Linked DNA regions of Homo sapiens: region 1 is linked to region 2. The links are chromatin loops, found by intact Hi-C in ENCODE. Cell type or tissue: PC-3. All regions are shown on one strand. Each heading gives the region's core, and the rest is flanking DNA. Links, peaks and the distances in the headings are about the cores only. Region 1 overlaps PCED1B (PC-esterase domain containing 1B). Region 2 has its middle 54 kb from the start of PCED1B-AS1.

Region 1 (11,554 bases), core at 2,230-7,229, 120 kb before region 2:
ATATTTATTTACCCATCCATATTTCTATTGATAATCTGATCACTTAAGTAATCCCTGAGAACATCTAGGCTCTCCCTAGTTCTGGAGTCTTCTAAGCCCTCACCAGAATTGCCCTTAATGCTTTATTCATGCCAAACTAGGCTTTTTCTGGCCTGCCCTTCCAAATTCTTACAGCCTGTACTCATTATCCAGTTCCAAAACCACGTCCATGTTATCCATTATTTGTTATAATAACAGCCCCACTTCTGGATACCAATTTTCTTCATTCCTTTTGTGTTGCTATAACAGAATACCACAGGCCCAGTAATTTATAAATAAAGGAAATTTATTTCTCATAGTTCTGGAGGCTGGAGAGTTTGATGTTAAGGTGCTGGCATGTTGTGAAAGCCTTCATGCTATGCCATCGCATGGTGGAAGGCAGAAGAGCAAATGAGGGCAAGAGCAACAAACAGACGGGACCAAACTCACTTTTATAACAACCCATTTTCACAATAATGAACCACTTCCACAATAATGACATTAACCTATTCATGAGGGAGCCTTCATGGCCTAATAACCTTTTAATGGTCCCATTTCTTAATACCATCCCAATGATAATTAAATTTTATTATGATTTTAGAGGGGACATTAAATCCACAGCAGTTAGTACAATCAAATTATGACACTCAGAAATGAGAATGGGACCAGCTATTCCTAATGCCCATGGTTTCTTGGAAAAGTGTGGATACTAGAAAAAAATTTAGAATTCTGTTAGAAGAGAGTGAGTAGGGGCTAGCTATAGGGCAGGAAACCAAAGGTATCTGCTATAGCAAATTTACAGGCAGAGTAGCACAACATAAGCAGCAATTCACCACAGCCCCTGAAACTCCCAGTCTTAATGGGGGATCCAGGGTTTATTTGTGTTGCTTCACTTTTCTGGAGTTAAATGACTCCTAGGAGAAAAAAACAAAGGCCCAGAGAGCCATGTTTGATGTTCATACAGACTTTATTTTTCAATACTTTGTCCAGTTGTTCACCACAAAGGAAAGCCTTCTACTCTAGGAAGGAAATGCACCCTTAGTTTTACAAATTTATTCATCATTAATTCAGATGTGACTACTCTATCCTCCAGATTTTGGTGCAGCTGACTAGAGTCTCTTAAATTGTTTGAGTATCTCTGTTACCAGAGGGATCACAGCTGTTTTCAACATTTGTCACTCTTAAAAATCTTTTCTGTATTTCATGGGATTTTACAAAATTAGCACCTTCTGTCCCGTTTTTTTCTCCTTCCCCATCCCCATTTCATTTTCCACTGTCCTCATTCCTTTAGGCTTGGTAACATTCTAAGGGAAATGGCACTGCTGAGAATCTTCCCCAGAAAACTCAGTGGAGGATACCATTAGCCTAACAATCCCTTTGGCTATTTCCAGTCTTTTCAATTTACAGAAATAAATCTGTGCTCTCAACGAATGGAAACAGCTTTATAGCTATTATTTCTCAGTTTAGACATCACTCAATTACTTTCATAAATTTGGTATTTTGTATCTAGCTTCCAAATACTCTAACCCAGAGCTGACAATACACTTCACTCACCTTAAGTGCTTTCCCTCCAGAGTTATCCCCGCTTCATTGTGTTTAAACTACAGGAAGAAACATTGACATCCTCACCCCAATTATGGCTCCATTCTCTCTCCCTTCGTCAAATTCCCTGAGAAGCAGCGCAATAGTTGCCTCACACTTTCTGCTACCTGTTATTAGTTCCTTATTCTGCCTCTCCCTGTTAAGTGATTTGAGATAACTGTCTTTTTCAGACTGGCTTACACATTAGTAAATGGCCTACCTATAGGTGCACTTATGTTTCAGGGTAACTTTTTCAGACAGATCCTTTAAAAGTTGACTCTGGAGCCCGTCAACCTGAAGAGTGAAGAGTTAGGAGGAGTATCACAATCATTTTATGGCAAAGATTTATGCTTTAACGTGTGAGCTCTTTGTTTTAATAGCTTTTTCTTTTTCTCTGATCACAAAAATAATACTTATTCATTGTGGAGAATTTAGGAGAAAACATGTTTCATTTATATAAGGACAGGCAGCTGTTAGAAGAGATGCAGAGGAGTATATTGAAGGCAAACATTCTAATGAATAGACTAAATCACATTCTGTACTCACACAGTTACAGTAATATGGATTCAGGGCAGAAATACAGATTGCCAGTCCTTATGCTGGCAGTTTATCAATTGACACTTATTATCAACAGCTAAAACATCTTAAGATATTTCTTTTTTTAACCCATCCCCTCAAGCATTTATAAGATATTTCTTAATGAAATATGAATTAGATTAAGTCAACAAATGTTTGGTATTAATTAGCTTGATTGTAATAATAATTTCACAATATACCTATGTATCAAATCATCATATTGTACATCTTAAATGTGTACTATTTTTATTTGTCAATCATATTTTAACAAAGTTGGAGGGGAAAAGTGTTCAGTAACAAATATATACATATGTATTTAGTTTCTGCTACTAGAACAGTTCCAGGTACTGCTCTAGATCAGGGAGTATGACAGTAAATAAAACAAAGCCCTGGTGGAGCTCATATTCCTGTAACTAAGGCAGCCAAAGAAATAGGCCGGGCGCGGTGGCTCAAGCCTGTAATCCCAGCACTTTGGGAGGTCAAGGCAGGAGGATCATGAGGTCAGGAGTTCGAGACCAACCTGGCCAACATGGTGAAACCCTGTCTCTACTAAAAAAAAATACAAAAATTAGCTGGGCACAGTGGTGCGTGCCTGTAGTCCCAGCTACTAGGGAGGCTGAGGCAGGAGAACTGCTTGAACCCGGGAAGCAGAGGTTGCAGCAAGCCAAGATCGTGCCACTGCACTGCAGTCTGGGCAACAGAGTGAGACTCCATCTCAAAAAAAAAAAAAGAAATAACTATGTAAGATACCTCTTGAACAGAAGCCTGAAGGAAGTGGGGGACTCACCCATGTTGATACATGGGGGAGAGCATTTCAAGCAGAGGGAAGAGCAAGTACAAAGGCACTGAGGTAGGAGCTCATGGGGTGTGTTGAGCAGCGAGGAGCTTATGGAGCAGCAAGGAGGCCAGTGTGAACTGACTGGGGTCCGCAAGAGTCTGGTAAGGAGATGGGGCTAGAGAGGCATAAGAGGGCCAGATCATGTAGGCTTAGGCCATGTGGAAAGGACTTCTAATTTGACTCTGAGTGAGGTAGAAAGTCCTGGAGAATTTTGGCCAGATAGGATAGGACTTAATTTTTTAAATTAATATAAATGGTAACAAGCGAACAATTACAAATGAACAACATGACATAAAGGGAACACAGAGGAAAAGAACTAACATAAGTAACTTTGAAAAATAGTATTTTGACTGTATACTGTATTTTATTCTGAGTTCCCCAGAAAAGCAAAACCAATAGGATATTATTTTATATATATATACTCTATATATAATATATACACACACACACACATACACATATATTTATAAATATACAGTCATAGGCTGCATAACAACATTTTAGTCAATGATGGACTGTATATACAACAGTGATCCCATAAGATTAAATTGTATTTTACTGTACCTTTTCTACATTTAAATATATTTAGATACGAAAGTACTTTACCATTGTATTACACTTGCCTACAGTATTCAGAATAGTAACATGCTGTACAGGTTTGCAGCCTAGGAGCAAAAGGCTATACCATATAGCCTAGGTGTGTGGTAGGCTATAACGTCTAGATTGTGTATGTGCAGTCTACAATGTTCACACTAAGACAAAATCACCTAATGACACATTTCTCAAAGCTTATCCTGTCATCAAGCAATGTGTGACTGTATATATAAAGAGATCTATTATAACGAGTTAGCTCATGTGGTTATGGAGGCCAGGAAGTTCCAAGATTTACCACTGACAAGCTGGAGTCTCAGGAGAGCCAATGGTATAATTCCTGTCTGAGTTTGAAGGCCTGAGAAGCAGGAAAGCTGATGGTGTAAATTCCAGTCTAAATTCGAATCTGAAGGCCAGAGAGGACCAAGGTCCCAGCTAGAGGACCATCACATAGAGAGAAAGAATTCTTTCCTACTTAGTCTTTTATTCTATTCAGGCCTTCACCCAAATGAGATGAGATCCACCCACACTGAAGAGGGTTATCTACTTCACTCAGTCTGGCCACTCAAATGTTAATCCCACCCAGAAACAGTCTTACAGACACACCGGAAGTAAGGCTTAATTGAATATCTGGGCACCCTGTGGCCCAGTCAAGTTGACACATAAAATCAACATCATATACTGCAAAACAAAGACAACTGATATACATAGATAACTGAATAAATTATTTATTCAATTCTTCTTTACAGTAGAATTCCAATTTATAAATGCAGATAGATGATAGAAATAGAAAATCATTCTTTGGTAAACACTATAGTAATAACTGTTATAGGCTAGCAATGTTGATGGATGTTAAAAATTAGTAAACAAAAATGTGATGAGAAATAGGATATTTGCAGAGTCTCAGATTATCTCCCCACAAGATACTTTTTAGTTACAACAGGGAAAAAATCATAAATTCCAGGTGGAGAAACCTGGCCAAGACCACATTAACCAAAGTCAATATTACCATTTGTAATATGAGGTTTATTGACATCACACACCTCCTGAGATATACACTGAGAAGGGCACAATATTGCTTCTGGAGTCTTCTTGCCAAAAATGGGTAACCTCTGTTGAATCACGAGAAAACATCAAACAAACCCAAATTGAAAGACTCTTCATAATATCAAGGTCATAGAGAGTAAAGATAAAGGAATTGATCCAGATAGAGGAGAATTAGGAGACATGAAAATTACACACAATGTGGGATCCTGAATTAAATTTTAGAGCATAAAAAGGATAATTGGAGAAATTTGATTAAGTTCCACAGATTAGGTAATAGTATTGCATCAATGTTATCTTCTAAAATAACATTAGGGCTGGGCACGGTGGCTCAGGCCTATAATCCCAGCACTTTGGGAGTCCGAGGCAGGTGGATCACCTGAGGTCAGGAGTTCAAGACAAGCCTGGCCAACATGGCAAAACCCTGTCTCTACTAAAAATACAAAAAAACATTAGCCGGGTGTGGTGGCGCACACCTATAGTCCCAGCTACTTGGGAGGCTGAGGCAGAAGAATCGCTTGAACCTGGGAGGTGGAGGTTGCAGTAAGCCTAGATTGTGCCACTCCACTCCAGCCTGGGCAACAGAGTGAGACTCCGTATCAAAAAAATAAAATAAAATAACATTAGGCTGACAGTTAGTAAAAGTTATTTAGAAAACGATTATTACATAGAATACTATAAGGAAATGTAATGATTCTAGGAAAAGGAGAAAATGCTTAGAATATAGAAATTCAGGCCGGGCACAGTGGCTCACGCCTGTAATCCCAGCACTTTGGGAGGCTGAGGTGGGCAGATCACGAGGTCAGGAGATCAAGACCATCCTGGCTAACACGGTGAAACCCTGTCTCTACTGAAAATACAAAAAAATTAGCTGGGTGTGGTGGCGGGCGCCTGTAGTCCCAGCTACTTGGGAGGCTGAGGCAGGAGAATGGCATGAACCCAGGAGGTGGAGCTTACAGTGAGCAGAGATTGCACCACTGCACTCCAACTCCAGCCTGGGTGACAGAGCAAGACTCCTTCTCAAAAAAAAAAAAAAAAAAAAAGAGAATATAGAAATTTAGAAATTCAAGTTGTACTGAATTACACAGTTTAAAATCATACAAAATGTTCCAATTGATTTGATATACATATTTAAAATAATTCAAGTTCAATACATCTTAAATCTGGCAACTTTATCTCCCAATTCAAGTCCTTTGAATATAAGGACAAAGAACTGTGAACTGTTAAATATCATCAAAGGAAAGGAAAAGTCATCTGTACAGAAAGAGGAAAAAAATTAGCTCTCCATAACTAAACTTTGAACCTATTAGCTCTCCATAGCTAAACTTTGAACCTTTGCATTGCCTTTAGGGAAAGATTTTTCCAATTACTCTACTTTTAAATAATCAGTTTTATTCTATTCTTTCCTCTGAATTATGAAATAAATAATATGTATGTCTCTGAACAAAGAATAAAAGAACAATTCTGTTTCCCTTGTCCTATTTCCTTCTCCATGAACTGACCTTTTCATTCAAGTTTGTTTCCATGGGAAGACTAAACCTGCTGTGCTCCAGGCTAGAGCTGGACCATGTGGACTTTCTAGATAGTCTACAATCTCTGCCCCTTTCCACCGATATTCTTTCTCTATGTGTTTCAATATGTATTTGTTTAGTGAGGTGGGACCTACTATGCTATATTCCACTATGTCACATGCATTTAACGTATTACATCATTGATGGGAGACAGTTCTCCAGGGTCTCTACACAACTTGCAAGCAAGGCGCTGACTGCCCTTTGTTCCAAACCATTTGACCCAGGAAACGCGTATCTTCTACCAGCATCCATGAAACAGTAGCAGGCTAATTTGTTAGCTTGTAAGGAGAGTGACATGGTAGGTCCTTGGCAGTTTCTGGTAGTCCTTTTAAGTTACCACAAGTATTTATTTCAGGCACAGAATTTCAGGAGCTCATCCCATAAGTGTACTCTATGACTTCCTTATGAGCACTACGAAAACACTCATTTGAATCATGCTTAGCACCTGAGGGAGCTGGGGTTTTGTTTTGTTTTGTTTTGTTTTTAACCATTTCTTCTAGAGGTCAGTGTCTCCTTTCCAGGTAACAGAACCAACTTTATGTTTCAGCCACCACGTAGAGTCCCTTTCAAAAACCTCAAGCGTTTTTGCTTTTAAAAATCTTAGTTGGTATCATAGTCCTAATTTTCGCCAATGACATTTTAACACTTCCATAGATTGATTCCCCAGTCAAGTGCCTCCTAACCTACTTATAATCTGGTTCTGCTACCTAAAAGAGTAAATGTATGTGTGTGGATCTCCTGTTTCCAAGCAGGTGACAACAGCAACTCTGGAGTCCCAACTACTCATAATCCCTTAGAGCTCTAGTTCTGGGGATCATCATGTGAAGTCTCAAGGCAGAAATATGTAGTGTAGGACAGAGGGGTGTGTGTGTGCATGTGTGTGTGTGTGTGTGTGTGTGTGTGTGTGCATCTTCCTACTGCCTCCCCCAACAATAAGACTGTAATTAGCCTGTTTCTGCAAGCCTGTAAAATTATATTCATTACTTTCTTGCCTGGTTCCATTTAGAAACAACTTTGAAAATCTCAAACTAAGTATTTTTTGTTTTGTTTTGTTTTAGCAGGAATCCATGGGGTGGGGAGAAGAAGGGTGAGGAGATGCAGAACGAGGGCACCAGATGGTATGGATCACATAGGAGACTGAGTGGATGGATGATTCTGACATGTCTTCTCTTAGGAACAGATGTGTTGCCAGGTTGCAATAGTTCGGAAAGATGAGATGAGTACTTGCCATGAATCTTATCTTTTCTGTCAGAGATTTATTGCATAGAAATTGTATTTGGCTCCTTCTTTTATTTGTTGGCTTATAACCAAAGTAAAATGTTCCATATACTGAAAGGAGCTACCCTATTTCATCTAATCTAAGATTTTCTCCATTGTAAGACACTCTATTATTTTATGATCAACTAAGAAAGAAAAGTCACTGCCAATTAAATATGACACATTGTATGTTGTGAGAGACATCCCAGTTTTAGAGATGTGAAAACGTGAAGTTACCTTGTGTTGTAGAATTGATGAAATATGATATGTAAATCAAGGGTTCCAAACTTTTTGCCGAAGCCATTTCATGGTGTTTTATGATTTGAATTATCATCTGAGTCTGTGACCCTGAATACATAACAATAGCTATGACCAATTGTTGAACAAATAATATGTTGCTTGCCACATATACATTCATTATTTCCAATCCTTTCAACTACATTGCAAGGAAACAGGTATAAGTACCACTTTACAAGGCAGGAAGTTGAGCTCCTAGAGGTTAGGTAAAGTATGAAGGTGAAGCTGCCAGGAGTGAGAGCTGAGATTGGAACCCAGCTAGGTCTCCCTTCAAAGCTGAGATGCCTTCGGTTACTCTACGGAATTGCTCTTTTTGAAGAAGCTGCCTGATTTGGGAATGTCTTTGAGAATGGTACTGTATCTAAATATTTGTGGATTGTTTTAGAAACAAGTTCCCACCCATCACACAGTTGTCACCCAGCAATAATAGTGAGACTGGCTCCTCTCTTTCAGCTAGAGTTAAAAGTGAAAGGAGGGGAGAAGGGGTGGCTATTCATCTCCCCAGAAATCATGACAGACATAATGGGGCTAATGCTTTGTGAAACTGCAAAGTGCTGCATCATTGTTTATCTTCTGCCAAGTGCTTATTCATAGCAGGGAGAAAGCCCCTTCAGAACTCCTGAAATGTTAGGGCTTCAAGTTCTTAAAGCACATGCATAATTTCTAGTACTTTATTCAAAATATACTTTTTCTTTTTCCTTTTTTCTGTAATTTGAAAACATCTTCACCATAGCCAAGAACAAAATTTTAACTGATGGCAAAAATATAAAGCCTTGAGGTAGTGTTTTATCACTATTTATTATTGTATCCAAAGAAGAGGCCTTGACAATGTTGGCTGCTGCTGGGTTGCCATGGCAGTAATCAGTCAAACAGGAACAGGATTTTGCAAGCCTGCTCAACCCTTTTTCTTACCAAGCACTGCAAAGCTGATAGAAAGATTTTCATTTTGCACGATACTATTGGATGAGGCAAATGTGTCCTTTTCTCACAAGGTTCCAGTCTTGCTCCCTGCTTCTCAAGCCATCACATTCCCTTGCACCCTTGCTCCATCCACACTGAACCACTTGCATTCTTAAGTGTGCCACAGTCTATGCCCTTGGGCTCAGGGCACACAGGGCTGCTTCTGCTTGGAACACCCTTTAGAACCTATTCTAGCCCCAACTCCTACTTCTGTTCTGTTCTGTGACCATACCACCTCCTCCAGGAAGCCTTAAGCATCCTTTCCTCCATTCAGTATGGGTTAGACACACATTCTGAGTGCTCCGATAACACTCTGTATTTACCTCTATCTTAGCACATGTTACCTTGATCATAGTTGTCTGCGACAATTTTGGTAAAGAACATCTGGAGCTGGTCTGCCTGAGTTTGAAGCTCTCCTTCGTTACTTACTAGCTGTGATCTTGGCCAAGTCATTTGACCTCTCTAAGCCTCAGCTTCCCCCTATGTAAAAGGACAAAAATAATATCTACTTCACAGAATTACTGTGAAGATTAAGTGAGATGATCTAAGTAAAATGCCTAATGCTAATGAGTTCTCAATAAATATTATAGTAAAACTTGTCTCCTTCTAGAGTCTAAGCTCCATGAGGACAGAGACCATGTCTTTTATTTTTGCACATTCAGGACCTAACAAACATCAGGTACACAGAGAGCATTTCCTCATTGTCTAACACAGTATGGTTAGACTGTGTTAGGAATGGGTTTCTCTATATAATTTTTCCTGTAGGTAGAGCTTACCCCTGAACACATAAAAAATCCCATCTTGTTAATTATATTAATTACAAAATTAATTCACATTCATTGGTGAAAATTTGGAATATACAGAATTATAAAGACAGAAACCATCTGTGGTTGGGTGGGATGGCTCACACCTGTAATCTCAGTACTTTGGGAGACCAAGGCAGGAAGATGGCTTGACACTAAGAGGTCAAGAGTAGTCTGGTCAACATAATGAGACCCTGTCTCTGTAAGAAACTTTAAAAATTGGCCAGGCATGGTTGTGTGTGCCTGCAATCCTACCTACTGGGGAGGTTGAGGCAGGAAGGTCACGTGGCTGCAGTGAGCCATGATAAAGCCACTGTACTTCAGCCTAGGCGACAGAGCAAGGCCCTGTCTCTTCAAAATATTATATTGAAATATTCCAATTTAAATTTTTTTCTAATTTTTTTCATTGTGGAAATATATGTAACATAAAATGTATCATCTTAACCATTTTTTAATGTATAGATCAGTGTAAAGGTGTGTTAAATACACCCATAATGTGCTACTATCACCAGGATCCATCTCTGTAACTATTTTAATCTTGTAAAACTGAAACTCTGTACCTGTTACAGAATAACTCTCCATTCCCCACTTCTGCTAGTTCCTGACAACCAGTATACCACTTTCTGTCTCTATGATTTTGACTTATAAGTATCTCAAATAAATGGAATCAGTATTTGTCTTTTGGTAGCTGGCTTGTTTTACTTAACACAATATCCTCAAGTTCATCCATGTTGTAGCATGTGTCAGGATTTCCTTCCTTTAAAGGTTGAATAATTTTCAATTGTATGTATGTACCACATTTCACTTATCTATTTATTTGTTGATGAATATATTTGTTGATGAATAATAGGGTTACTTCCACATTTTACCTGTTATGAATTATGCTGCTATGAACATGGCTATACAAACATTTCTTTGAATCTCTGCTTTCAATTTTTTTGTGTGTGTTCCCAGAAGTGGAATCGCTAGATCATGGTAATTCTTCAGTTTGTGACTGTTTTCCACAGCAACCATACCATTTTACATTTCCACCAACAATGCACAAGGGTTCCAATTTCTCCATATCCTTGCTTAACATTTGTTATTTTCTGGAATTGTTTTGTTTTGTTTTTTACAGTAGCCATCCTAATGGGTGCGAGGTGGTCTCCCTTTCCAGTTTTCGATTTGCATCTCCCTGATGATTAGTGAGGTTGAGCATCTTTTTATGTCCTTACTGGCCATTTGCATATTTTTGAAGAAATGCCTATAAAGTCTTTTGCCCATTTTTGAATTGGGTTGTTTGCTTTTTTGTTGTTCAGTTTTATGAGTTCCATTTATATTTCAGATATCAATCCCTTATCAGATATATCATTTGCAAATATTTTCTTCCATTCTGTGGGTTGTATTTTACTCTGTTGATACTGTCTTTTGATGCACAATTTTTATTGATAGACAATATTGGTACATATTTATGAGGTACAGGTGATATTTTGTTACATGCATAGACTGTAATAATCAAGTCAGGGTACTGGGGTGTCCATCACCTCAAGTATTTATCACTTCTATGTGTTGGGAACATTTCAAGTCTTCTAGCTATTTTGAAATATGCAATACATTGTTATTAACTATAGTAACCCTACTCTGCTATTGAACATTAAAACTTATTCCTTCTGTGTTTGTACTCATTAGCCAACCTCTCTTTATCTCCTGCCCCCACCCACACATAGCCTCTGTTATCTTTCTACTCTCTATCTCCATGAACTTTTTTAGCTCTCCCGTATGAGTAAGAACATGCAATATTTGTCTTTCTGAACCTGGTTTATCTCACTTAACATAAGTCCCATTCCATTCATATTGCTGCAAATGACATGATTTTATTATTTTTTTACAGCTGAATAGTATTCCATTATGTATATATGCCACATTTTATTTATCCATTTATCCACTGATGGACACTTAGGTTGATTCCACATTCTTGCTATTGTGAATACTGCAGTAAACATGGGAGTGCAGGTATCCGTTTAATATACTGATTTCTT
Region 2 (11,554 bases), core at 4,421-9,420:
CACTCAACACATGTTTATTGAACACTTAACTTTTGTCAGAACTGGACTGGGTGCTGAGGATATGACAGTGGAAAGACAGACTCAGCTCCTTCCCTCTGGAGGCCTGGAGGCCATTAGAACACGTCTCGGAGTCCTCGCCATCCTGTCATTCTTTTCTCCTCTATCTTCCTTTCAAAGACTAGTGGCTCTCACCTTCCCTTGGAACTTGCAAACATTAGTCTAGCTAAGCAAAAAACAAAAACAAAAACAGTTAAATTTGTCTGGGTTCATCATGGTTCTGCCATTTAGTAGTTTTATGACTTTGGGCAAGTTAAGAACCCTGTCTCAACCTATACCCTGATCTGCGAAGAATCATAACACCTAACTCATAGTGCAGTGGGAAGATGAGAGATAAATGTAGTACAAAACTGAATAAAGTGCCTGGCATTTGGTAGCCATTAGATAAATAGTAGCTGTCATTATCATTATCACACCATCAATTTCCCCACCCTCACACATATCTTTAATGTTTCTTTCCCAGTTGTTCTTATCCTCCTTACTATAAGGACAAGGCCACATCACACAAACCTGCCCAAAAGATCTTGGGAGTCACACAGGAAACTCTCTCCTCAGCTCCCAGGTAACCCCAATTTACATCCAAAGAAAGGTGTTTCCTTCCTGAACCATTATCAGAATCGCACCTTTTTTCATCTCTATTTCTCTCTTGAATATGTTTTTCTGTGTCTCTCATTCAAAGGAGATTCTGATGACCAAGGTATATACACAGGAACTCTGGGGGCCTACGGACCTCAAAGAAGAAAACCATATTATATCTGGCTCTCACTGTACTGGTGATCACACTTGTCCCTTTGTGGTTACATTGGTGATAATGATCTGCATATAAAATACAGGGCCTTTAACTTTCTTTTTTCTTTCTTTTTGTTTTGTTTTAGAGACAGGGTCTCCCTGTGTTGCCCAAGCTGGAGTGCAATGGTGCGATCCTAGCTCACTGCAGCCTAGAACTCCTGAGCTCAAGCGACCCTCCTGCCTCAGCCTCCTGAGTAGCTAGGACTACACAGACATACCACCACACTCTGCTGACTTTATTGTGTAGAGATGGAGCAACTTGCTATGTTTTCCAGGCTGGTCTGGGACTCCTGGCCTCAAGCCATCTCCCTGCCTCCACTTCCCGAAGTTCTGGGATCACAAGTGTGAGCCCCTGCACCTGGCTTAACTTTCAAGAAAGTGTTTCTTTCCTCCCTTCCTTCCTTCATTCAGATGGGGTCTCACTCTGTTGCCCAGGCTAGAGTGCAGTGGCACTATTACAGCTCGCTGAAGCCTCAACTCCCCAGGCTCAAGCAATCCTCCCACCTCAGCCTCCTGAGTGAGTAGCTGAGGCTGCACGTGTGTGCCACAACAACCAGCTAATAAGAAAGCGTTTCCAACTGTTTTTTTGTCTTCCACTCATGCCTTGCAGGAGATCCATAGAATTCCTCTTACTAATGTCACTTAAGAGTGAGAAATATAAGTCCCGGAGAGGTTAAACAACTTGCCTAAGAACAGGGAGGATGATAGTAGCAGAAGGAGTTGCTCCATTCTTTCTGGAATCCATTAACCAAAAGAAAATCCATGTTCTTTAATCATGTCACATAACAAGGAGTTTGTTGCCCATAGATAAGAGGGAGAAAGGTGGTAAACATAACAGGACAAATATTTAAAATGGCAGAAGAAAAATTAGGGTTTTAGAAACAAGAAGAAAAGGGCTAAATCGGCATTTTAAAAATAAATGGTCTTAGACTGCTGCACCAAACATGGTTGTCTTCTTTATGAGAGCTATATGATCTGCTTAGAAATTCTCTAAAACTTCATTCATTCCTTCGTCACTGGTTACTCCCATATTGGGTGCCACGCACTGGTGCTCCACAAGGATACAATAAAGAAGGAAGAAAGAGTCCACCACATTCTCAGTGGTTCCCTATCACTGAAATTTCATTATAAATGCAAGTGGCTCTAAGTCAACCTGCAGTGCTTCTGTGTAGGATTGTTATAAATGACCTCAATTCCATCAATTCCATCATGCTTGGGGCTGAAGTACATCCTCGGCAGCAGGGTCCTAATCTGTTTCTCAGTTTGGCTACTTCTTGTCCCAGAATCCTGACCCCATCGTGGTATTCAAATACAACTGAAGAAATATGCCTTTTTTTTTTTTTGAGACAGAGTTTCACTTTTGTTGCTCAGGCTGGAGTGCAATGGCGTGATCTTGGCCACCTGGCTAACATGGTGAAACTCCATTTCTACTAAAAATACAAAAAAATTAGCTGGGCATGGTGGCACGTGCCTGTAATCCCAGCTACTTGGGAGGCTGATGCAGGAGAATCGCTTGAACCTGGGAGGTGGAGGTTGCAGTGAGCTGAGATTGCGCCATCGCACTCCAGCTTGGGCAACAAGAGTGAAACTCTGTCTCAAAAAAACAAAATATATATACTATATATATATATATATATAGACACGAGGTTATAGCTGAGACTTGATGCTTCTGGAGAGCGCAGTGTAGGGACAACCCTCCCCTGGTATATACGTTGAGCCCCTGAGTTATATAGAATCTGAGGCGCTCCTAGGGAGAAAAAATCTGAACCACATACATCTGAGGGGACTAGACATGTATGCTTGTGTTCAAATCATGCCAGGTGGTTCCAAAGCAGCCAGATTACAGGAAGAATGATGGGGATGACCATGGAAGAATTCTGCACGAGGGAGGAAGGTCTTGCCTTGGGAGCTAGGGATGACAGTGGTTTCAGGAATCATAAGGAAACAACTGGAAGTCAATCTTACTGACACTGAAGTACAGCAGGCCTTTACTTCCAACAGCAACATCATATGGTAGGATTCCAACTGCATGAGCAGACATTAATTTTGGTTAAAGCATCTGGCCATTGAGAATAATATTCTAGCTCAATGGCACCACTGTAGTCCTGTTAGGTGAGACAGAGTGCAGTTGGGAAGTAAGCAATAAGCAGGGCTGATCCATGGACACATGTGGGATCAACTGGCGAGTCCCAGAAATTGCTAAGGAGGGAAGCATTGTCTCACCAGCTCAGTCCACACACCCCTACCTTTAGGCCTTCTCTGTTACTATAGCATATTTAAAAAATCATAAATCCAGTTCCGAAAGAATTGATGAATAATGTTAAAGTCTCTGAAGGAGGGAGCCACAATAAATGGCACTCTTCTTGCTCACTTGCATCCTGAACAAGTTGAAGAAATAAAACAAAGGTAGAGCAAATGGGGATCACCTTTGTTACCGGCAGAGGCCAGGCTAGAAGACTAGGTTTTAGGTCTGGTGGTCAAGTGGGCTAAAATCAGACAGACTTGCCCATAGTCAGGCATTTGCTAGGCTAGAGCAGGCCTGCCCAGGCAAGACTTGCAATACAGAGAGATACTGTGCATTCTTGGAATGCCCACTCCTAATAGGAAGCAGCAAAGCTGACCCAACATGCTCAGCGATTCTTCCAAAATTACCATCCAATTACTCACTCCAGAGCCCTAGGGGTGGGATGAATAAAAGGGCTAAGGGAAACAAAACATGTGCTTGGAGAACTCCCTCGTTATAGAAACCAGGAGAGGAAAAAAGGTACGTCTCCTCTGTATTGATCAGGGTCCCATCAGGTTATTAAATAGAAGATATTAAATACGAAGAATTAATTATAAAGGTGTTAGAGGAGCTAAAATAGTCACTAGGGTAGATGAGGCATCCCAAAGATTAGCAAGTGGGAAGCCACCACCCACCCTTAAGACTGGAGAGACAAAGGAAGGATCTGGGGGTCCCTTGATAGACACTAGCATTATAACAGAAATATTCAGGCAAGAGCTGGAGCCACAGAGGAGGGCAGCTACTGCCAGATATGCCTCCCATGGCAGAAAAAGAGGACAAGAAATACTTTGGCTTCCCCTTTCCTCCCAACCTCCAATCTCCAACAGTACCTCTCGCTGGTTAAGTGAGGCTAAAACAGGTGGTCAAGAGAGCCTGGGTATCATAGCTTGCAACAGTCAGACATACAGAGCAGACACAAAGGATGGATCTGGAGGCAAACAGTCAAATAACCAGCACAACATTTAACCAGGCAGAGTTTTGTTGCAATTTTGTTTGTAGACGAAAGAGAAATTTACATATCATACACCCAAACCTTTCTAAATGTCTCATCACCACTTTTTGAAATTTCTCTCCTGCAGCAGCTGCTATGTCGTTTTGTTTGTTTGTTTTATTTTTTTGCGATGGAGTTTCACTCTTGTCGCCCAAGCTGGAGTGCAATGGCGCAATCTTGGCTCACTGCAACCTCTTCCTGTCTCAGCCTCCCAAGTAGCTGGGTTTACAGGCGCCCGCCGCCACGCCCAGCTAGTTTTTTTGTATTTTTAGTAGATACGGGGTTTCACCATGTTGGCCAGGCTGGTCTCGGACTGCTGATCTCAGGTGATCCACCTGCCTTGGCCTCGCAAAGTGCTGGGATTACAGTCATGAGCTACCGTGCCTGGCCAGCAGCTGCTATGTCTTGCTCCATCTTTCTTCCCCACCTCAGCTCTGTCTCCATTCCACTGGCTCTCTTCTGCTCCCACCATTCTCTGAATCCCCTCAACAAAAGCCTTGTCCAAAAGCCTGGGGAACTACAGTTTACTCCCTCCTCACCCTCTCTATCAACAATGACTCTCCTAGGGACTCCCTCGGTGACCACTCAGAGCTTTGAGATTAGGTAAACAGTGTTAATATGACCAACTTGGAACTTGCAGCTTAGTCAAGCCTGAGACAGTCAAGTTACCCAGATAAGGATAGACCATGCACCTACTTAAAATAACAGCATCAACAGGAGTTCTTCTGCTTCCCTTCCTGTTTCAAATTATAGCAATTGACCACTTAGTTACATTGGTTAATGCCCAAGACAAAAATGCAGCCCATCTCTTCCCCACCTGGCCTGCATATATGTTCATTTTGCATTTAGCAGAACTGAAAGGACTTCTTTCTGTTTTATTTTCTTGTAACCACAGAATTTAAATATCTACTGTTTTGTTTGTGGGCTCACAAAGAGGGTGAAAATCATTGCTATTTTATTTCAAACAAAATAAAAGATTACAGTCTTCCAATTAGAATAGGACTTAAAACATAGTAAGAATTTAAAAGCCATGTGCTGATTCATGGGAAAACATTAAGACACAGATGGGTTACACGATTTACTCAAGGTCATACCACTGAAGCAATGACTTTATTATCAGAACTATAAAGAACAACACAAATATTTACATGATTAATATTTTGTTGATAGTAATGGGGCTAGAATTAGAATATGGATTTTACGCTGCTCCAATCCCTGTCTGCTAACTCTGTTAGACTGTGTTTCCTACACACTGGAATTGCAGGATAGTTGCTGGATGTTCAGGCTGTGTGGTCGTGTAGGCATGGGTACAAATCCCAGCTCTGCCACCTGTTAGCTACGTGACCTTGGACCAGCCCCTTAACATCCCTTAGTTTTGTTTTTGGATCTAAAAAATGGGGTATGTACCTTCCGCACTAAGAGGGATAAGGGTTCAGTGAGATGATGTATGTTGTTGGGGAGGAAAAATTTTTCCTCTACTCTCTTCTTTTGCTGGGGGCGTGCAAATTAACCTAACAAAAGACAGACTAACAAAAGAGCAGACACAAAATTTTTATTAATATTTACATGCACAGGAGTTCACAAAAAAGGAGTGAAACTCAAAGAAGTGGTTAGACTCTGGTGATGGGTTGTTCTTCCCTTACTGGCACAGAGGAAACACCTTCACAAAGGCAAATTTGTGCCCTGCTTTTAGTCAGATAAGGGGAGAGGAAAGAACTCTTTCTGCATCTGTTGATTCTCAATTGCTTCCAGCTGAAAATAATCCTTACACTAAAGTGGCATATTTTGGGGTGGCATATTCTGATCCCCTTCCATGTAAAGTGCCTCAGCACCAGGTCTGATTAAAGTTAAGTGCTAAATAGCCCACTATCATTAGAAAAGTCTGTGTCCCCACCTTGTAGTAATAAAGCTCAGACACAACAGGATGTCATAGGAAGGGAATGAGGCATGTTTTTCTTTTCTCCAGTTTTTCTGCCTGGGCTTCCCTGCAAGTAAGATTATCTACATTTAAAACATATTTGATCGGCCAGGCGCGGTGGCTCACGCCTGTAATCCCAGCACTTTGGGAGGCCCAGGCGGGCAGATCACGAGGTCAGGAGATCGAGAACATCCTGGCTAACACAGTGAAACCCCATTTCTACTAAAAATACAAAAACAAAATTAGCCAAGCGTGGTGGCGGGTGCCTGTAATCCCAGCTACTCGGGAGGCTGAGGAGGGAGAATGGCGTGAACCCGGGAGGCAGAGCTTGCAATGAGCCAAGATCACGCACTGCACTCCAGCCTGGGCGACAGAGCGAGACTCCGTCTCAAACAAACAAACAAACAAAACAAAACATATTTGATTCACCTTAAATGGCTACTCATATCTGTCCTTTCCTCTGCAATGCTCTGCCTTGATCCTGGTCCAGGTTTATCTGGCATAGACTGCCCTCTGTCCAGCTCCTGTCTACCCCTCCTGGATCACAAACCAGAGAAAATGCAGAATCTTTCATGGGCTCCCTACTGCCTTCAGTGTGAAGCTCAAGTGCAAAGCCCAGCACCATCTATTCTGTACCTAACTTCTTAGTCTGAATCTCTTCACCTCTTTTCCCCAACCCCGAACTAATGGCTACCACTGACTCAGGGGAGCCTTCTCCTGCCTTCATGCCTTTGAATGGGGGGTATCGCTGCATGAAGCTCCTCTCTCCCCTTTACCCACTCAAGAGTCACTTACTCTTGGTAATATTTCTCAGTTGCCCTGCTTCACCCCTATTCTCTCATCCTGGCCAAGTTAGATGCCCTTCTGAGTCCCCTCTTCTCTACAGAATTTTAATTGTGCATTTTCTTCTTTGTCTCTGCCTTTAAGTTATGAACACTTTGAAGAAAGGACCATATTTAGTTCATCTCAGAATCCCAGTGCCCAGCACAGACCTGGCATAGGGTAGGCACTCCTTAAATACTTACTGAATGAATTATGCCATTTAGTCTGTCTGTGGTGGCACTGGAAACCCACAAGAATTTAACAGCCTCGTCTCTGTCTGAAGTTCAGGGCTTCTGTAAAGAATACGTGATGGAAAGAGGAGGTGACTAATAGTGATTCTGCAAAAATATGTAGGTAAAAGGAATGGCTGTAAATTAATGATGAAATAACCTTCCTAAGTTTCCTTGTGGAAGATATATGTTAATTCCCCAAATGTATGAGCATCTGTGTATTTTTGTGGGGAATATACAGTGTCTTTTCTAACACTGAGATGCTTGAAATGGGGTTATTTCCCTTCCAAATGAAAACCAATTAAATAAATTATATTTTTTCTGTGGTGCTTACAAAGTGTGGGAGTTGTCACCAAACATTACTAAATGTTCTAATTTAGTCATAAAAGGGCTGAAAGATGTAGCATAATTATAAGTCCAAAGTAAGTTGTTCTAAATATTTTATCATGTTCAGCATATGCTGTTAAAAAAAACCTCAGACTATAATTGTCAACATTCGATTCACAAAAAGTAAACAACAGCTGAGTATAATGGGATGATAAAGAATCTCTCCATAATTCCCGACATATGGCAAAGAGTATGTCCATTTTGAAGTGGAAGATGGTCATGTTTATCAACTGAGCCATTTTCTTTGTTTGAATCCTTCTAATCAGAAAAGTTCCCTAGAAACACTAGGAGCATTTTCCTGAGCAGATGAGGGAAATGAAAAAAAGCTGTATGGCACAGTTAGATCTCAGGCAGGAGGAATTTAGAACTCACAATGGCAATTGAAAGAGGCTGGGTAAAGAAGGCCATATATTTCTGTAAAAGCAGTCATTCCAGGGTTAGTATACATGAAAAACAAGTGCGTGCTTCGTGGGGAATGTATGGAGAAATTTCTACGTATCAGTCGTTTCTGTGAACAAGCTCTGATGGACCCAGCCAGTGTCACATCCTGCCATCATGTAGATTCATTTTAAATGCACGGACACTTAATCGTTTCTAGGGAAAGCCAGTGGGAAGCTGCTTGAAATTTCTTTTTCTTTATAAGATGTTTTGCACATGGGGGCTTTCAGCTCAAAGGAGATACTTACAAACCATTTATCTTCAGAGTGAAGCAGTAGAAGTGGGAGAGGCATCCAGGCACTGTTCTAACCAGATACTTCAAAGCTGCCCAGAAGAGAAAGGCAAAGGCAATTGCCAAAGAACAGGCTCTGCTCTTTGGCTGGCAGAGATAAGGAGCAGATACCCAGCACTGAGACAGAGGATTCTGTGAAGAAAATGCTGAGTAACAAGATTGTCCTTTTGTTTTTCTTCATGAATAATAACCGTCCACCCTAAATCCTTTTGGGAATGAACAGGGGGCTTTGGGAGCTGGTATTGAATGAATAAATTAGCAAATCATTGAACTAATTAATTAATTAATAACCACACCTAGGCAGAGAGAAATAAACAAGAGTGCTCACTGAGAACTCTCTGAGGAGGAAAGGACCTCTATATGGTCCAATGTAGTGAAAAATCTAGCAATTTGGAGATAGGACTGCTTTCTGAGCTTCAGTTTCCTGGGAGTGTTGTGAATATGTTTTGCAACTCCAAAATGCCATCAAACGTACATCATTCTGCTTGTCTTCTTGATGAGCTGTTTTTAAACATAATAGCGTTAGAATTAATCAGATTAATCTCACTGAACAAAAATAAAGGCTGCTTTTTCACAGAGCTCTTCATGGTGCCAGCCAGTGTATCTTTCTGTGCACAGTGATTCTTTCTATATAGAGACTCTCTGTTAAGCTCAAAAGGAGCTCCAAGGAGAAGCCCCATAAAGACAGCACAATCAACAGGTACACATGCTGCTGTTATTCAAGGCTACTCAAAAGAACATAAAACAATTCTGAGAAAAAAAGAGACTTCAGGGAAAAACTCAAGGTTCAGTGTATGACTTCTTGGTGGAAAAGATGGCATCACTGTTGCCTGAGACACAGCAAGATAAGAGTGAGGATTCTGGAGGGAAAACATCCCTAATAATGAGAGGAGAGCCTAGGTGGCTGAGCTGTTTGATTGACATCTCTGTCTGTCGAAAGCCATAACATACTCAGGCTGTCCTCGAGGAGCTGAGAAAAGTGGGGAAGAGAGTGTAAGACTGATCTGCCCTCTGGAATCGCTTTAGACAGGCCGGAGTCACAGGAAGCATGCCAAACCTAGGACAGTACAGGAATGATTGCCAAAGGAAACAGAACAGGTCTTTTTTCAAAGAAAAGAAAAGAACAATAGCAGCCGAAGTAGAAGGAAAAGCCTCAGTGTGCCAGCAGGTAGACATTCTGACCTCTCTTATTATAAAACACACAATAATTTCTTAAATGTTTAATGATGATGGAAGAAAATTGTGTCTTAAAATGAAATGAAGTTGGAGAAAGTAGTATGTCTGGGTCCCCACTCCAAGTCCTTTAATCATGAGAAGTAACTGCATTTCATTATAATGTGCACTATGATGCCACCTGATTCGTGGTGTGGATCCTAAAGGATGATTCTAGTCATTCTCTTTCTTAAACAATTTTTGGTAATTTTGATTCTTTCTCTTTATGATGTTCCTTTTCATCCATTATCTTCTCTTATGGTACTTACCTAATGATTAAATGTTGAGTTAGGAGACGGTAATTAGATTCCATCTCCCATTTTCCTGGTTTAACTTGACCTTTTTCTTGATGAGATATTTTCTTCCATTGGGTATTGGCATTTCGATGCCCCCTAGGCAAGCTATTTTGGATTTCTCCTTGCTGCAGAACTTGAAGGGTTTCAATGTGAAAAATAAGTCTATCTTTTTTTTTTTTTTTTTTTTTTTTTTTTTGAGACGCAGTTTCGCTCTTGCTGTCCAGGCTGGAGTGCAATGGTGTGATCTCGGCTCACCGCAACCTCTGCCTCCTGGGTTCAAGCAATTCTCCTGCCTCAGCCTCCCTAGTAGCTGGGATTATAGGCATGCATCACCACGCCCAGCTAATTTTGTATTTTTAGTAGAGATGGAGTTTCTCCATGTTGGTCAGGCTGGTCTCGAAGTCCCAATCTCAGGTGAACTGCCTGCCTCGGCCTCCCAAAGTTCCGGGATTATAGGCGTGAGCCACCACACCCAGCCTGTCATTTCGTTTTTTAAACCAACAACATTTAAATGGGTTCTGGCCAACTTTCTAGGCAAAGGTACGGAAATATATTGTATATCACATCACAGATGACAAGTGCTTCCAAAGAATATAAATGCTATTTTAGGCTTAGGTTTCTACATTGTCTAAGTTTCCATTACTTAAAGGAGAGACTTTCTTGCAGAAGGTATATTACTTCATACACAAGTTGGGATTTATACTGACTTTCCTAACATATGTATCTGGGAGAAACATTTGTGTGCAGTAGAAATGAAACCAGTCTAATTTTCCCATAGAACTGATGTTTTCAGTCTTTTAAAATAAACATAGAAATTGACCCTCCTGGTCTTAAAGCTTGAAACTTACAATCTGAGTTCCTTTCTCAGGAAATCATCATCAGGCCTTCTCAGATAGTATCAAGGAACTGAAACTCACCAGATCACTGCATCCAGACAATGAGATGCCAGATCCCTCACCCATCATGATTCCCAAACTGACTGCGTGCTTCCTATTGACCATCACCTCTTCCTTACTCCTCCCTGATTTCTGTTTTCCTGCTCATAGTTACATTCCTTCCCTGATATATAAATCCCCAACTTTAGTCAGTTGGAGAGACGGATTTGAGACTTATTTCCCATCTCCCTGGCTCACGTCACCTAAATAAAACCTTTCTTCCCTGGCAATACTCATTGTATCAGTGATTGGCTTTCTGTGTAGCGAGCAATGGGACATAGACTATACCCCTGACATTTTGGTGGCAGAAAGAGTTAATTACTAATCAAGTTTTCTCATTGATTTTTGATAATTTTTTTTAATTTTGTTTTTTGTTTTTCGTTTTTTTTTGAGATGGAGTCTCACTCTGTTGCCTAGTACGATCTCAGTTCACTGTAACCTCTGCTTCCTGGGTTAAAGCAATTCTTCTGCCTCAGCCTCCCTGAGTAGCTGGGATTATAGATGCCCACTACCATGCCTGGCTAATTTTTGTATTTTTAGTGGGGATAGGGTTTCACCATATTGGATAGGCTGGTCTCGAACACTTGAGCTCAAGTGATCCACCCTCCTCAACCTCCCAAAGTGCTAGGATTACAGGCAGGATACAGAGTTCTTGATGGTGTAGTTTGTATTTTTCCAAGGTAGATCTTAAACTGGCAACATAATTACACTTACTCTTGTCTTTTAGGCTAAAAAATAATTGTCAGTACTTGTGGAATGTCAATATTTCTGTGTTGCTTAATTAGATCATAGAGAATGCTCAGTTTCCTGGAGCATGTTTTCTTTTTGTTTGGTTTGTTTTGAGAGAAGGAGATTAGCAGGGTACAGAAAGCCAATTCTCTGAGATTACTGGAAAATAAAGCA

What was found. Peaks named below come from ENCODE experiments on the same cell type or tissue, not always from the same donor. Only the 100,000 strongest peaks of a DNase experiment are listed, where the experiment ranks them.
Region 1: it touches region 2 in a loop (11-fold over the local background); 1 of 110 quality-filtered maps calls a loop at or near these places.

Annotation. Positions count from the first base shown.
Region 1 is chr12:47,147,686-47,159,239 of GRCh38, forward strand. All of the region lies in intron 2 of PCED1B (PC-esterase domain containing 1B), which reads left to right. Among named protein-coding and RNA genes, the nearest start is that of MIR4698, 34 kb to the right of the region's middle. In PC-3, for the core only: no CTCF peak of the experiment used is centred there; no DNase peak of the experiment used is centred there.
Region 2 is chr12:47,264,318-47,275,871 of GRCh38, forward strand. No RefSeq gene overlaps it. Among named protein-coding and RNA genes, the nearest start is that of PCED1B-AS1, 54 kb to the left of the region's middle. RefSeq lists enhancers at 4,089-4,138, 6,479-7,678. In PC-3, for the core only: no CTCF peak of the experiment used is centred there; DNase peaks (open chromatin) are centred at 4,724 and 7,104; H3K27ac peaks cover 5,000 bases.